Linked DNA regions of Homo sapiens: region 2 is linked to region 1. A link is a loop called in an ENCODE intact Hi-C map of the cell type or tissue named here. Cell type or tissue: transverse colon. All regions are shown on one strand. Links, peaks and the distances in the headings refer to the core of each region. The heading gives the core; the rest is flanking DNA.

Region 1 (8,040 bases), core at 3,277-5,776:
GCTCCGAGAAAAGCCAGGGAGTCTTGGCTTTGGAAGTGAGACTAATAAAGTGCTTTAGCCCCACCCCAGTCCTCACTGACAGATGGGGAAATTGAGGCACAGAGCGGCAACAGATGGAGAAACCGAGGCACGGAGCGGTGACAGGTGGGGAAACTGAGGCACAGTGGGCATGAAGTCTCAAACCCCACCCGCCCGGGAAGGCACAGGGAGAAGCTTGTGCTTTTTCAGGATGGAAGTGGACGGAACTAGGATGCAGAAGACCCGGCCAAGAGCAGTCTCCCACTCGCCACAGCCCAGTGTCACTCTCTGGGCCTCGGTTCCCCCATTTGAACCTGGGACTAAGGTTCCTTTATTTCCCTGCCCTTCGGGGGCAGAACAGAGGCCTGTCAGGGACTGTGAGGCGGCCCTCTCTCCATGCCTGGTTTCAAGGCAGCTGGAGGGTGAGGGGGGCTCTAAGCTGTGGGACTCTCCCGTGGGGACTGATTTCCCGTTCTCTCCTACAGCAAAGGCAGGTGAAACTATTGTCCTGTAGGCCTCAGAGTCCCCGTCCAGGAGAGCCGCCTCTTCCCTGTGCAATGCTCTGAGTGCCTGACATGAACCAGGTGCAACCTCCAAGGTTTCCATGAACCCTGACTCATTTATGGGGTGCACTCGGGGGAGGGCAGGGGAGACCCCAGCTGAGAGGCCCTCCCTGCTCAGGCAGCCAAGACCCAGCTAAAGTAACACCCATCTCCTTGGTGGCTGGAAACCTAAGAGGGGACCCCTAAAACCAGGACCAGACCAAGCCATCCTCACGCCCCATGTCTGGGTGGCTTCTGACCAAGCCTGACTTGACTTCCCCTCCCAGACGGAGCTAGGACAGCACTCGGGGTGCCCCAGCCCATGCCGGCACCCTCGTGGATCTCTCACCCCCATCTTCTGGACAGGGACACGCGTTTGGGGTGTCTCTCTCTCTCCCACATCCCCCGACAAGCCGGCATCTTTTCCAGGTGATTCCTGAGCCCTGCGTATGAACTTCCTCCTGTTTTCCTCCACAAGACAGAGGCACAATTCCCACATGTGAGCTTTTGCTTGTGGAGCCAAGGGAAGCTGGAGGCTCAGGTCTCCGGCTTCCATTGCTGTGTGGCCTGGGGCAAGTCACTGCCCCTCTCTGTGCCTCGGTTTGTTTGTCTGTAATTTGGAAGCTAATAGTCCTGCAATAGGCTGGGCATGGTGGCTCACGTCTGTAATCCCAGCACTTTGGGAGGCCGAGGCGGGTGGATCACCTGTGGTCAGGAGTTCGAGACCAGCCTCGCCAACATGGCGAAACCCCATCTTTTCGAAAATACAAAAATTTGCTGGGCGTGGTGGCGGCCACCTGTAATCCCAGCTACTCAGGGGGCTGAGGCAGGAGAATCGCTTGAACCGGGGAGGGGAAGGTTACAGTGAGCCGAGATCGCACCACTGAACTCCAGCCTGGCTACAGAGTGAGACCCTGTCTCAAACAAACAAAACACAGGCATTTTTCTCCAAAAGGCCGATGTCATGTAAAAATCCATCAGCATACGGCATCCCTGCCCTGCCCCGTACTGGGTGATGCTGGGGATCCAGAGAAAATGTGGCCCCAGCTCCCATGGCTCAATAAGGGCTTCTCAAATGAAAGGACAGCTGTAGGATCTGGAGGGGCCTGATCCAGAGGCCACACCACGCTACCAACATTTTTTTTTTTTTTGAAGACAGAGTTTCACCCAGGCTGGAGTGCACGATCTCAGCTCACTGCAACCTCTGCCTCCCGGGTTCAAGCGATTCTCCTGCCTCAGCCTCCCGAGTAACTGGGATTACAGGTGCAGGCTACCATGCCTGGCTAATTTTGTGTTTTTAGTAGAGACGGGGTTTCACCATCTTGGCTAGGATGGTCTCGATCTCCCGACCTCAGGTGATCTGCCTGCCTCAGCCTCCCAAAGTGCTGGGATTACAGGCATGAGCCACTACGCCCAGCCTTTTTTTTTTTTTTTTTAAACGGAGTCTTGCTCTGTCACCCAGGCTGGAGTGCAGTGGTGCAATCTCATCTCACTGCAACCTCCGCCTCCCGGGTTCAAGCGATTCTCCTGCCTCAGCCTCCAGAGTAGCTGGGATCACAGGCACCCACCTCCATGCCCGAATAATTTTTTTTTTTTTTTTGTATTTTTAGTAGAGATGGGGTTTCAGCATGTTGGCCAGGCTGGTCTCAAACTCCTGACCTCAGGTGATCCACCAGCCTCAGCCTCCCAAAGGGCTGGGATTACAGGCATGAGCCACCACACCTGGCCTATCAATATTTTAAATAAAGACAGGATCTGATCTGCACTTGTTTAACCCTGCTTCTCTTTGCCTTACCCTGCTCCTCCACCCGGGTTCCAATAAAACTTTATTGACAAAAACAGAGGCTCGGCCCATAGTTTGCCGGTTAGGTTTTGTGAAACATTCAGTAAAATGATGTTTATCTTGATTACTGAGGTGCATGTTTGTCTGTTTTTGCATTGTTTTATTATTTATTATTGATTTATTTTTGTGATAGGGTCTCACTCTGTTGCCCAGGCTGGAGTTCAGTGTTATGATCATAGCTCCCTGCAGCCTCGACCTCCTGGACTCAAGCAATGCCCCCACCTCAGCCTTCTGAGTAGCTGGGACCACAGGCACACGCCACTGTGCCAGGCTCATGTTTTATTTTTTGTAGAGATGGGGTCTCACTGTGTTGCCCAGGATGGTACCAAACTCCTGGGCTCAAGTGATCCACCCACCTCAGCCTCTCAAAGTGCTGGGATTACAGGCATGTGCCCAGCCTTTGCATCATTTTAAACTCTGTGGCGGGCGCAGTGGCTCACGCCTGTAATCCCAGCATTTTGGGAGGCTGAGGCGGGCAGGTCACCTGAGGTCAGGAGTTCGAGACCAGGCTGGCCAACACGGTGAAACCCCAACTCTACTAAAAATAATAATAATAATACAAAAATTAGCCAGGTGTGGTGGTGCACGCCTGTAGTACCAGCTACTTGGGAGCCTGAGGCAGGAGAATTGCTTGAACCCGGGAGGCGGAGGTTGCAGTCAGCCAAGATTGCGCCACTGCACTGCAGCCTGGACAACAGAGTGAGACTCCATCTCAAAAATAAATAAATAAAATAAAAATTAACCAGGCATGGTGGTGCACACCAGTGGTCCCAGCTACTCAGGAGGCTGAGGTGGGAGAATCACTTGAGCCCAGGAGGCGGAGGCTGCAGTGAGCTATGATCACACCACGGCACTCCAGCCTAGGGGACGGAGCTAGACCCTGCCTCAAAGAAAAAAAAGTGTGGCATGGGACCCACTCAAGGGAAGTTCATAAGAAAAATGTAGTCTCCTTCCCCTCCTGCCCCTTCTCAGGGGATTGGGGGAGGCCAGGGGGACTCAGCAGTGGCTCTGTGGACCTCTGCTCCCAGCCTCGAGCTGCTGCGTGACCCTGGATGGAGCCCCTACTCTTTCTGGGCCCATTTTCCCTAAGGGAAACGGGATCGGGGATCCCACATAAAATACACTCAATCCTTGCAGCAAAAACATCTTTGGGGCCGGGCAGGGTGGCTCACACCTGTGATCCTAGCACTTTGGGAGGCCGAGGAGGGAGGATCGCCCCAGGAGCTCGTTCCAGGCTGCAGTGAGCTGGGATTGCACCACTGCGCTCCAGCCTGGGCAACAGTGTGAGACCCTGTCTCCAAAGAAAAAGACAGTTTTGACAGGCACGCAGTTCAGCTGGAATTTCACCCCGCGTCTGCTTTTCCTTGGGTTTTTTCCATTCTTGATTTTTCCATTTATGGTGATTTTATCTAAAACGTCTTTTCTAAATAAATGCATCGAGGCAGTGAGGAAGGGGGAAGGGGGAAAACGAGCCGATTCCATCTTTTCAAAGAAAAATCCAGCAGGCGTGGCTGTTAGCAGGCGGGATGTGGGAGCCACTCTTCTTTCTTCGCCGGAGCACGGAGAGGGTGGGGATTTGCCCGCAGTCACACAGCGAGGCGCGGCAGAGCCGGGAGGGTCCTCGCCCACGCTCCACATTCGGGGGCCCTGGGATGGGGCAGGGGGCCGCTGGGGGCTCCTCAGATGCTGCCGCAGGAGGGGAGGTGGTTCCCGGGGAAGTGAAACCCACAGACCCCACTTGCACCTTCTCCAGGGACAGCCGCCACCGTGTTCTGTGCGCTCCCCTACGGTGGGCCAGCTCTGCCCCTCTCTCCCCATCTCACAGGGCTCCCCACTGCCCCGCACCCCAGCCTGGCCTCTGAGGCTGTGGGGGGCCTTCCACTGCCCCCACCCGGCTGTCAGCCCTGGGGCTATTGACTTTCAGATCCCACCTCCTGGTCTCTGTCCAGGCTGTTCCCTCCCGGTTACATCCTGTCCTCTGCGGGCGGGCAGGGGAGGCGGCGGCCTCGGCTGCTGGGGAAGTGTTGCAGAAATGTCCCCTCCCCACCCCGGGCTGCGGTCTGACAGTGGGCCGGACGTTTTCCTGTCAGCTGCCGGCGCCAGGTCAGACCCCTCCTGCGAGGCCAGGGGCTGTGGCCATTGGGAGTTTGTCCCCACGGACCCCTCCTCCCCCAGAGGGCACGCCAGTCTTGAAGGTAGGGGGCTCCTGGAGCGGGGAGCTGGACAGAAGCGGCCACTTTTTGAGGTTGGGATCTGGGCGGGGGTGGGTCGAGGCCTGGCTGCCGGCAGCAACCGCACGGCTGAGCCCTCGGGGATGAGGCCTGAGTGTGGATCCCTGGGTCCCTGGACACTGTCTCCCCCGCAACTGACCCCCAAAGGCCTGTCCTCAGGCTGAACACTCTGTCCCCATCCCAAACGTGCAGAGGGGGGTCCTTCCCACTGCCTGGAAAATTGATGGGTGACAGACCTGCCTCATGATTGAGGAAGTGGGCCCAGAGAGGGCAGGAAACCCACTCGGGATCACACAGCAGGGCCCCAGAGAGGGCAGGAAACCCACTCAGAATCACACAGCAGGGGCCCAGAGAGAGTAGGAAACCCACTCGGGATCACACAGCAGGGCCCCAGAGAGGGCAGGAAACCCACTCGGGATCACACAGCAGGGCCCCAGAGAGGGCAGGAAACCCACTCGGGATCACACATCAGGGGCCCAGAGAGGGCAGCAAACCCACTCAGGATCACACAGCAGGGCCCCAGAGAGGGCAGCAAACCCACTCAGAATCACACAGCAGGGGCCCAGAGAGAGTAGGAAACCCACTCGGGATCACACAGCAGGGCCCCAGAGAGGGCAGGAAACCCACTCAGAATCACACAGCAGGGGCCCAGAGAGAGTAGGAAACCCACTCGGGATCACACAGCAGGGCCCCAGAGAGGGCAGGAAACCCACTCGGGATCACACATCAGGGGCCCAGAGAGGGCAGCAAACCCACTCAGGATCACACAGCAGGGCCCCAGAGAGGGCAGCAAACCCACTCAGAATCACACAGCAGGGGCCCAGAGAGAGTAGGAAACCCACTCGGGATCACACAGCAGGGGCCCAGAGAGGACAGGAAACCCACTCGGGATCACACAGCAGGGGCCCAGAGAGGACAGGAAACCCACTCGGGATCACACAGCAGGGTCAAAACTGGACAAGGGAGTGGAGTGTGGGTGCGCCTGTTCTCACCAAGGGCCCTGGAGCAGGAGGCCTCGACGGTCTCCCAGGCCCCAGCACTCACGGACCCCTCCCCATGTCGCCCTGTGCGTGCACACGGTCACCCCACACACGCCCCGTTTGACCTTTCCCCAGCAACATGAGCAGCCCGGAGCCCCCCACAGAGCCCCCCGAGCCCGACAACCCCACCTGGTCGACTCAGCCCACGTATAGCAACCTTGGTAAGCAGCTCCCCAGGGAGCCCTGGGCTGCGGGGGTGCAGGGAGCGGCAGGGGGGTGCAGGGAGCGGCAGGTGGGTGCAGGGAGCGGCAGGAGGTTGCCGGGCACCATGGCCTCTGGGAACAGCAGCAGCTGGTAAAATGAGTGACCTCCGGGAAGGCCCGGAGTAGGCCAGGGCTGAAAAATAACCTGTGGGTTGGTGGGCGGGGCGTGGTGGCTCACGCCTGTAATCCCAGCACCTTGGGAGGCTGAGGCAGGTGGATCCCTTGAGGCCAGGAGTTCAAGACCGGCCTGGGCAATATAATGAGACCCGCCCCCCATCTCTACAAAACAAAAAAAATGAGATGGACATGGTGTCAAGAGCCTGCAGTCCCAGCTGCTCGGGAAGCTGAGGTGGGAGGATCCCTTGAGCCCAGGAGGTCAAGGCTGCAGTGAGCCATGAAATAGAAAAAAATATATACCATTAAAAAGAGAGAGAGGCTGGGCACGGTAACTCATGCCTGTAATCCCACCCTTTAATCCCAGCACTTTGGGAGGCCAAGGAGGAGGATCACTTGAGGCCAGGAGTTCAAGACCAGCCTGGCCAACATGGCAAAACCTGTCTCTGCTAAAAATACAAAAATTAGCCAGACATGGTGGTGCATGCCTGTAATTCCAGCTACTCGGGAGGCTGAGGCAGGAGAATCGCTTGAACCTGTGAGGCAGAGGGTGCAGTGAGCCAAGACTGAGCCACCGCACTCCAGCCTGGGCGACAGAGGGAGACTCCATCTCAAAAAAAAAAAAAAAAAAAAAAAAAAAGGCCAGGTGCAATGGTTCAAGCCTGTAATCCCAGCACTTTGGGAGGCCGAGTCAGGCAGATCACCTGAGGTCAGGAGTTTGAAACCAGCCTGGCTAACATGGTGAAACCCCATCTCTACTAAAAATACAAAAATTAGCTGGGCATAGTGGCGGGCGGGCACCTGTAGTCCCAGCTACTTGGGAGGCTGAGGTAGGAGAATCGCTTGAACCTAGGAGGCGGAGGTTGCAGTGAGCCGAGATCGTGCCACTGCACTCCAGGCTGGGCGACAGAGCAAGACTTCAAAAAAGAAAAAAAGCAAGACAGACGCTTGTGCAAAGCCACGGAGGTAAGTGGGAGTCGCTGAGTGCTGGGTGGCATCACTCTCTGAAACTGATCCATCCTCCTATAAGCCTCAGTTTCCCCTTCTGTAAGCTCTGCCGCCCAGGCTGGAGTGCAGTGGCACAATCTCGGTTCACTGCAAGCTCCACTTCTCAAGTTCACACAATTTTCCTGCCTCAGCCTCCCGAGTAGCTGGGACCACAGGCGCCCACCACCAAGCCCGGCTAATTTTTTGTATTTTTAGTAAAGACGGGGTTTCACCGTGTTAGCCAGGATGGTCTCGATCTCCTGACCTCGTGATCCACCCATCTCGGCCTCCCAAAGTGCTGGAATTACAGGCATGAGCCATTGTGCATGGCCGCGTCCGGCAAATTTTTAAAAAATTTTTGCAGAGACAGGGTCTCACTATGTTGCCCAGGCTGGTCTCAAACCCTAGGTTCCAGTGATCCTCCTGCCTCGGCTTCCACCTTCCTAAGTGCTGGGATTACAAGCATGAGCCACCGGCGCCCAGCCTCATTACTTCCATGTTAGAGATGGGGAAACCGAGGCTGAGAGGTGGAGTCACGTGTCCCGTTCCCACTCCGCCTGTCCTCAACCCTCCCCCACTGTCTCTCCCTGCAGGTCAGATCCGTGCCCACCTGCTGCCCTCCAAGGCCTGCCGCCTCCGGACCCCTGGGTCCCTCTCCACCAACCCAGAGCCCCTGCCCCCACCCCTGCCCAAGAAGATCCTAACCCGGACCCAGTCACTGCCCACCCGCAGGACCCTCCATCCCAGCTCCATCCAAGTACAGCCGCCTCGGAGACCCTTTCTGGGGTCCCACAGTGTGGACAAGAGCCAGGCTGCAGTGGGACCAGCCTGTCTCCCTGCAGAGCTGACCTTTGGCCCGGCTGACGCCCCACTGGGCCTCTCCCTCCGCGATCTGCACAGCCCGGAGGCTGTGCACACTGCACTGGCTGCGCGGCAGCTGCAGGGCCTCCGTACCATCTATGCCCGGCTCCGTGCCCGGCTCATGGGGGGCCACCCCGGGCCCTGCCACCCCGGCCACAGCTTCCGCCTCCTAGACAGCTCACCCTGCGCAGAGAGCGGGGA
Region 2 (8,040 bases), core at 2,699-5,198, 610 kb before region 1:
GTCAGGAGTTCGAGACCAGCATGGCCAACACGGTGAAACCCCGTCTCTACTAAAAATACCAAAATTAGCTGGGTGTGGTGGTGCGCGCCTGTAATCCTATCTACTCGGGAGGCTGAGGCAGGAGAATCGCTTGAACCCGGGAGGCGGAGGTTGCAGTGAGCTGAGATCGCACCACTGCACTCCAGCCTGGGTGACAGAGTGAGACTCCATCTCAAAAAAAAAAAAAAATTTGGTATTCTTTCTTCTTTTTTTTTTTTTTTTTTGAGACAGAGTCTCACTCTGTCGCCCAGGCTGGAGTGCAATGGCCTGATCTCAGCTCACTGCAACCTCCGCCTCCCGGGTTCAAGTGATTCTCCTGCCTCAGCCTCCCGAGTAGCTGGGATTACAGGCGGCTGCCACCACGCCCAGCTAATTTTTGTATTTTTAGTAGAGACGGGGTTTCACCATGTTGGTCAGGCTGGTCTCGAACTCCTGACCTCGTGATCCACCTGCTTCGGCCTCCCAAAGTGCTGGGATTACAGGCGTGAGCCACAGCGCCTGGCCTGTTTGCATAATTTTTTATTCCGTGTAATGACATGATTACACAGTACTCTTTGTGAAGCAGGTTCAGTGTGCACTGGTTAGCAACTTATCTGACTCTGGTGAGAGAGAACACCCACATACAACAAGTTACATGGAACTCGTTGAGTTACATGGAATTTCATGGGTTTATTACTTACAGATAGGCAGCAAGGGACAACAGAAGCCTACAATTCATTGTGAGCTGCTCCTCCAAGGCTCAGACAGCTGCCTGGAGCAGATGGAGTCTCAAATGGAGCAGATGGAGCCTCACTTGCACTCCATATTAGGGACCCCAAAAGGCAGCCTGCCCCAGGTGATATACCTCAGGGGCAAGAGAACATGCTGGGCTAAAGCAGAACATCCTGTTCTTGCGGGGACTAGAGCAGAACCTGAGTGTTCTAGCCAGCTCCCCGCTTATCTCGGAATGTTGCATTCCCAGTACATTCTTTCTTTTTTTTTTTTTTTTTGAGATGGAGTCTGGCTCTGTCGCCCAGGCTGGAGTGCAGTGGCGCAATCTCGGCTCACTGCAAGCTCCGCCTCCCAGGTTCATGCCATTTTCCTGCCTCAGCCTCCTGAGTAGCTGGGACTACAGGCGCCCGCCACCATGCCCGGCTAATTTTTTGTATTTTTAGTAGAGACGGGGTTTCACTGTGTTAGCCAGGATGGTCTCGATCTCCTGACCTCGTGATCCGCCCGCCTCGGCCTCCCAAAGTGCTGGGAGTACAGGCGTGAGCCACCACGCCCGGCCAATTCTGTATTTTCAGTAGAGACGTGGTTTCACTATGTTGGCCAGGCTGGTCTCGAACTCCTGACCTCAGGTGATCCGCCCACCTTGGCCTCCCAAAGTGCTGGGATTACAGGCATCAGCCGCCGTGCCCGGCTGCATTCCCAGTACATTCTAGTTATTCTTGAGAGCTACAGTCAAGAGTGGGGAAGATTGGGTCAGTCTCAGGCCACCTGGAGAACTTCCCTGCACTCTTGTTTTTGCTTTGCTCATTCTCACCCCGTGGCCCCATCTGATGTCGGGGTGGTGTAAAATCATTGCTGTTCAACAGAATCATGTGGCGTGGGACGAATGCCAGGCCAGGTCCCAGTTCTCAAGGGCTGATTTTTCCTTCCATGTAAAGAGTTGAATATTGCTTACCATATATCTGGTATGGTTTTGTTTCCTATAATTCAATGAACATATATAAATTCACTTAATCTTCCAAAACTATAATGTAGATACATTTATTGTCTCCTTTTGTGGGTAACAGACTTACAGATTACAAAGCTAGCAAGTTATAAGGTAGGATCAGGATTCAGAACAAGTCTTCGTAGGCTGGGTATAGTAGCTCACGCCTGTAATCCCAGCACTTTGGGAGGCTGAGGTGGGCGGATCACTTGAGCTCAGCAGCTCAAGTCCAGCCTGGGTAACATGGAGAAACCCCATCTCTATAAAAAATACAAAAATTAGCCATGTGCAGTGGCATGTGCCTGTAGTTCCAGCTACTTGGGAGGCTGAGGCAGGAAAGTCACTTGAGCCCGGGAGTGAGCCGAGTTTGTGCTACTGCACTCCAGCCTGGGCAACAGAGAAAGACTCTGTCTCAAAAAAAAAAAAAAAAGAAAAGAAAAAAGAAAAAGAAAAAGAAAAGAAAAGAAAAGAAAAATTCCTTCTAGCCCAAAGACCATGATTTTAACCTGATCCTACTTTTTGAGCCTCTCTTATATACCAGGCATTGTAAGCTCAAAACAAAAAATTAGGCTGAAAAGTAATCAAGACACAGCAGGCTCTCAATATAGAATAAGTCCTCGCAGTTCGAGGGCGTGTATTTTTCTGGGAAAAGAGATTTTTTTTAAAAAGTAAAGATTTTAATGTAACAAGTAGAGACTTGATATAAAAAATACGGGTCTTGGGGACCAGGCGCGGTGGCTCACGCCTGTAATCCCAGCACTTTGGGGGACTGAGGTGGGCGGTTCATGAGGTCAAGAGATCGAGATCAGCCTGGCCAACATGGTGAAACCCCGTCTCTACTAAAAATACAAAAATTAGCCGGGCCTGGTGGCAGGCACCTGTAATCCCAGCTACTGGGGAGGCTGAGGCAGGAGAATCACTTGAACCCGGGAAGTGGAGGTTGCCGTCAGCCGAGATCCTGCCACTGCACTCCAGCCTGGCGACAGACCAAGATTTCGTCCGAAAAAAAAAAAAAAATGGGTCTTGGAAGAAAATAATCCACAAGGGAGATAATCGGGAAAACAGAGGGACGTATTTTGCATTTTTTCTATGGATGGTGGGGCATTGGAGAATGAGGATGTATTTATTAATTTATATTTCCATCACTCAGTATGTGTTAAGTAAACACTATCACAGGGACTGCTCAGGGTGTTTGTAAATAGTGTGGAGTGATACCCAGTCCTGCATTCATGGAGTTAACAGAGTAATAATTTCCTACAAAATAAAACTCTCATGGTCCATCTTTATTTATTGATTGATTTTTTGAGATGAAGTCTTGCTCTGTTGCCCAGACTGGAGTACAATGGCGCAATCGTGGCTCACTGCAACCTCCGCCTCCCAGGTTCAAGTGATTCTCCTGGCTCAGCCTCTTGAGTAGCTGGGATTACAGGTGCCCGCCACCACACCCGGCTAATTTTTTGTATTTTTAATAGAGATGGGGTTTCACCGTGTTAGCTAGGATGGTCTCGATCTCCTGACCTCGTGATCTGCCTGCCACGGCCTCCCAAAGTGCTGGGATTACAGGCGTGAGCCACCATGCCTGGCCGGTCCATCTTTATTTTTGCAATGCTCAAAAGCTTTAGGTAATATGATATGTACCTATGAAGTGAAAAGGTCACCAGAGTCTCACCAGTTATTCGGGCCATCAAGTGTGGCTGTTTATAGAGTCCTTTTGAATGAATTGTAAATTGTATTAAAGAGGTGGCCTTCTCAATTTGCTGCTAGTGTAGTCTGAGAGAATCTGTAGCCTAGGAAGCCACAGAGTTGCCCCTGGTTTGTAAAAGGATGTGGTCATCTGCACGGTTTTAATCCAGCATGTGCCCTTTCCTACAAGCAGAATGATAGCTGTGCAAGTTCTTGGTGATCCGGTAGATGCAAGAAGAGCTGTGGATGGTAAGGGAGAGTCTAGGAATAATGAAGGTGAGCTGCAGACACTGTGTCATTTTGAACAGCGTCCCAATTTAGTATCAAAGGATATTTGGCATTCTCAAAAATACTTTGATACTAAATTGGGACGGTGTTCAAAATCCCAAATTTTGGAAAATTTTAATGCCCTTTTATAGGAGATGGTAGTTTTTGTTTTGTTTTGTTTTTGAGACTGAGTCTCACCCTGTCACCCAGGCTGGAGTGCAGTGGCACAATCTCGGCTCACTGCAACCTCCGGAAAGGCCAGATTTTTTTCTAATGAGGCATAATGCCCAAACAGGAGCACATGCTGCTCTTCACACTCATTATTTCCATATGCTCAATTTTCCGATACATGTCACAGCAAAGCAGAAATACAACACCTTTTTGCTGAATTAAACAGCAAGTCGGCCAGGTATGGTGGCTCACGCCTGTCATCCCAGCACTTTGGGAGGCGGAGACAGGTGGATCACATGAGGTCAGGAGTTCAAGACCAGCCTGGTCAACACGGTGAAACCCGTCTCTACTAAAAATGCAAAAATTAACTGGGCGTGGTTGCGAATGCCTGTAATCCCAGCTACTCAGGAGGCTGAAGCAGGAGAATCGCTTGAACCCGCGAGGCGGAGGTTGCAGAGAGGTTGCACCATTGCACTCCAGCCTGGGCGACAGAGCGAGGCTCCATCTCAAAAAATAAATACATATAAATAAATAATAAAAATAAACTCACCTGAACCTTTTTAGATAAGCAAAACCAATTTTTTTCCACTTCCTTGGCAACCGAACAGAGAATGGCGTGAGAAAGAAGAAATCGCGAGCCGTCATTGCTTTCTTGGAACCCAACCTGAAATTAAGAAAGGCCACCAGGGCCATGCCTCTCTCACCTCAGACACAGATTCAGAGAGAAGCGAGAAGGCACCTCTGTCCCCAAGTTCCTGGGGCCTGAGCTCTGCACACACCGTAGGTCTGAAACGTGAACTTCCCTTTGAGGGTCATCCTGGGCGGAATTCCAGTCCTTAGGTATCTGCACGTATTCCCAGGCTTGAGGCCATTTCAACCCTAAATCAGGAATTCCAAGTCTGGTTTTGTGTCTTCTGACTACGAATCTTGCCTAGAGATGCAAAGGTGTGACCGGGTGTGCTGGCTCGCGCCTGTAATCCCAGCACTTTGGCAGGCCGCGGTGGGTGGATCACCTGAGGTCAGGAGTTCGAGACCAGCCTGGCCAACATGGTGAAACCCCGTCTCTACTAAAAATACAAAAATTAGCTGGGCGTGGTGGTGCGCGTCTGTAGTCCCAGCTGCTCGGGAGGCTGAGGCAGGAGAATGGCTTGAACCTGAGAGGTGGAAGTTGCAGGGAGCCAAGATGAGGCCACGGCACTCCAGCCTGGGTGACAGAGCGAAACTCTGTCTCAAAAGAAAAAAAAAAAAAGAGGCCAGGCGCGGTGGCTCATGCCTGTAACCCCAGCACTTTGGGAGGCCGAGGCAGGCAGATCACAAGGTCAGGAGATGGAGACCATCCTGGTTAACACGATGAAACCCCGTCTCTACTAAAAATACAAAAAATTAGCGGGGCGTGGTGGCGGGCGCCTGTGGTCCCAGCTACTCGGGAGGCTGAGGCAGGAGAATGGCGTGAACCCAGGAGGCGGAGCTTGCAGTGAGCCGAGATTGCGCCACCGCACTCCAGCCTGGGTGACAGAGCGAGACTCCGTCTCAAAAAAAAAAAAAAAAAAAAAGAGAGATGCGCAGGTGTCTCATCTTAAGCGTATTCCCCTGGAGGCCTGCCATGTGGCAGTGAGGTGACCGGAAGTAGAAAACGAGGACAATCAGACCTCGAACTCACACCCCTCAGCTACAGGAACCGGCGCTGCCACCTCGTCATTTCAGCATCAATCCTGCAGGCGTCACGCTACGTCACATCCGGGAGAGGCCGCGCTGCCGACAGGTGCAACATGCGGCGGCGACGCCCCACTCTAGTCCCGAACGCTAGCCTGAGGCTCGGGACCGCACATGCGCATTCCCCACGGAGGCCACCGCCCCCTGGCTTCCTGGTAGTCCGTGGACACCAGGCGGTGTCTGTGGTCCCCTCCTTCTCGGGCACCTTGCTCGTCCACTGCTTGGGGCACCACTCGGGGAACCCGAGCGCTTTGGAAATGTGGTTCAAAAAAGGACAGCCCTTAAACGCTAGGGTCCCGCCCCTCAGATTGCTCCCAGCATGCAACGCGGCCCCTCCTCCAAAGCCGCTGTGCCCTGGAGGCAGCTGGGAGCTCCAACCGAGCATGGTGCACAGGTGCAAGCGGGTTGTGCTTCCTGTTTGGGGAGTTGTGTCGTTGGTTTTCCGGAAAGCTCGGAAGGAAGGGGCTCCACCACAATAAGGATTTGTGTATCTAAACATACCGAGCCATGCAAAAGGCACAGTTTTCCAAAGACGTTGTAGCAACTTAGCATTTTTTTAATTTTTATTTATTTTTTCTTTTTAGAGATGGGGGGGGTGGTCTCACTGTGTTGCCCAGGCTGGTCTTGAACTCCTGGGCGCAAGCGATCCTCCCGCCTCAGCCTCCCAAAATGCTGGGACTACAGGCGTGAGCCACTGTGCCAGCCACAACTTAGCATTTCTGTTGCACATATTCAGCAATAGCATTTTCCTGGATGTTTTGGGCTTTCAGTCAGTATGGTAGGGAGTAGTAGTATGTCATTTTCGCTCTAATTTGCATTTCCCTTAAGAAAAAACTGAATTATCATTTAAATATTAGCCACTTGGACAAGCTTCCTTTGTGAATGATTAATCAAATCTGTAATTTTACTTCTCTATTGTGCTGCCTGCCTTCTTAGTAATTTATAGGAGCGTTTAGACTCTGTATGCAAGCCCTTTGCCAGATCTGTGTATCGCACGTTTCTTCTTCCATTCTATAAACTCTCTTTTCACTCTGCTATGGTGCCTTTTGTTTTGTAGCTTCTAATATCTGTTCATTCTATTTTATGGTGTTTTTGTGTTTTCAGAAATGTTTGCTTATTCCAATTCATGATCTCTTATGTTTTCACATTTATCTTCGGTGATAAATCTGGAAACAATTTTCATTTATGGCATGATGTAGAGGTATAGATACATTTTATGTTTGTGTAAAGTTCCTGGCTAAGGGGCAGAGGCAAGGACATGACCAAGCAGACACATATTGGCTGGAAATGCTCTCAGAGAAAGCGGGAGAAGCTCAGCTCAGATCCACGTGGAGATGTACTGAAGAGTTCCGGTAGATGGCGGGTGGTACCAAAGCAGAAAAAATGGTTGTAACCATCAATAAGGCCACGCAGCACTAAATGCCAGCCTACACTGACAGCCACTTGGCAAGACACAAGGTCCAACAGTAGAGGACTTTACAAAGGTTCCTGGGCCCCACGTGTGTGTAGAATGGGTGGGCTGCTTCAGCCATAGCCTTGGTCTGAGCAGCTTCCTAAATACTACAGCCATTGGCTTCGCTTGCTTGAGCTGGTTTAACCCTCTTTTATTAATTCTGACCGATGCTCTCTGCTACCATCTAGTGATAACTAATGAAAACGCAGACTACTTAAAACCTTAAAACAACTGATGTCAGGCTATTTACAAGACTGCAGAGGACAATGACTTGTGCATTTTAGAGCTCAAGCCAGAATAACCTTGCTCTTTTGTGATGGGTTTGACTTTCTTTCATATTGGATTAAATCTAGACTTACTGATGGTGCAGTAAAAATTGACACTTGTGTGCACAAAAAGAGAAAAATGACACCGTCCTGTTTTATGTGTGAACATTGTTACTTGCCGTAAAGTTCCCCATGGTTCCCGAGATAAAAAGACATCGTGAAAGGCCCTATAAAAACGAATGCGAAAAAACCACCCCAATTTGTGCCCGTGTGGAACTGGAGAATGGCAAAGATGAGCTGCCTCTGCCCAGTCCTGGATAAATATCAGGTTCCTCAGCAAAATAAATGTGGTTGTTGTGATCTAAATTTTAGGGGGGCGGGGGCAGGCGCGGTGGCTCACACCTGTAATCCCAGCACTTTGGGAGACCGAGAAGGGCGGATCACCTGAGGTCAGGAGTTTGAGACCAGCCTGACCAACCTGGAGAAACCGCGTCTCTCCTAAAAATACAAAATTAGCCAGGCGTGGTGGCACATATCTCTAATCCCAGCTACTCGGGAGGCTGAGGCGGGAGAATCGCTTGAACCCGGGAGGCAGAGGTTGCGGTGAGCCGAGATCGCACCATTGCACTCCAGCCTGGACAATAAGAGCAAACCTCCGTCTCAAAAAATAAAAAATAAATAAATAATTTTGGGGGCGGCATTATGCAGCCATAGAAAGTCAGAACACTGGCATTATGTGACATGTCCTTCCA

Evidence for each region. Peaks named below come from ENCODE experiments on the same cell type or tissue, not always from the same donor. Only the 100,000 strongest peaks of a DNase experiment are listed, where the experiment ranks them.
Region 2: it touches region 1 in a loop (35-fold over the local background); 1 of 110 quality-filtered maps calls a loop at or near these places.

The regions. Positions count from the first base shown.
Region 1 is chr19:2,278,645-2,286,684 of GRCh38, reverse strand. PEAK3 (PEAK family member 3) reads left to right here and starts at 4,510. Exons shown (of 4, transcript NM_198532.3): 1 at 4,510-4,598; 2 at 5,750-5,835; 3 at 7,572-8,040. The coding sequence starts at 5,754. RefSeq lists an enhancer at 4,655-4,794. In transverse colon, for the core only: no CTCF peak of the experiment used is centred there; a DNase peak (open chromatin) is centred at 4,441; H3K4me3 peaks cover 1,281 bases; H3K27ac peaks cover 799 bases; H3K27me3 peaks cover 1,784 bases.
Region 2 is chr19:2,886,710-2,894,749 of GRCh38, reverse strand. No RefSeq gene overlaps it. Among named protein-coding and RNA genes, the nearest start is that of ZNF57, 10 kb to the left of the region's middle. RefSeq lists a silencer at 6,988-7,165. In transverse colon, for the core only: no CTCF peak of the experiment used is centred there; no DNase peak of the experiment used is centred there; H3K27me3 peaks cover 66 bases.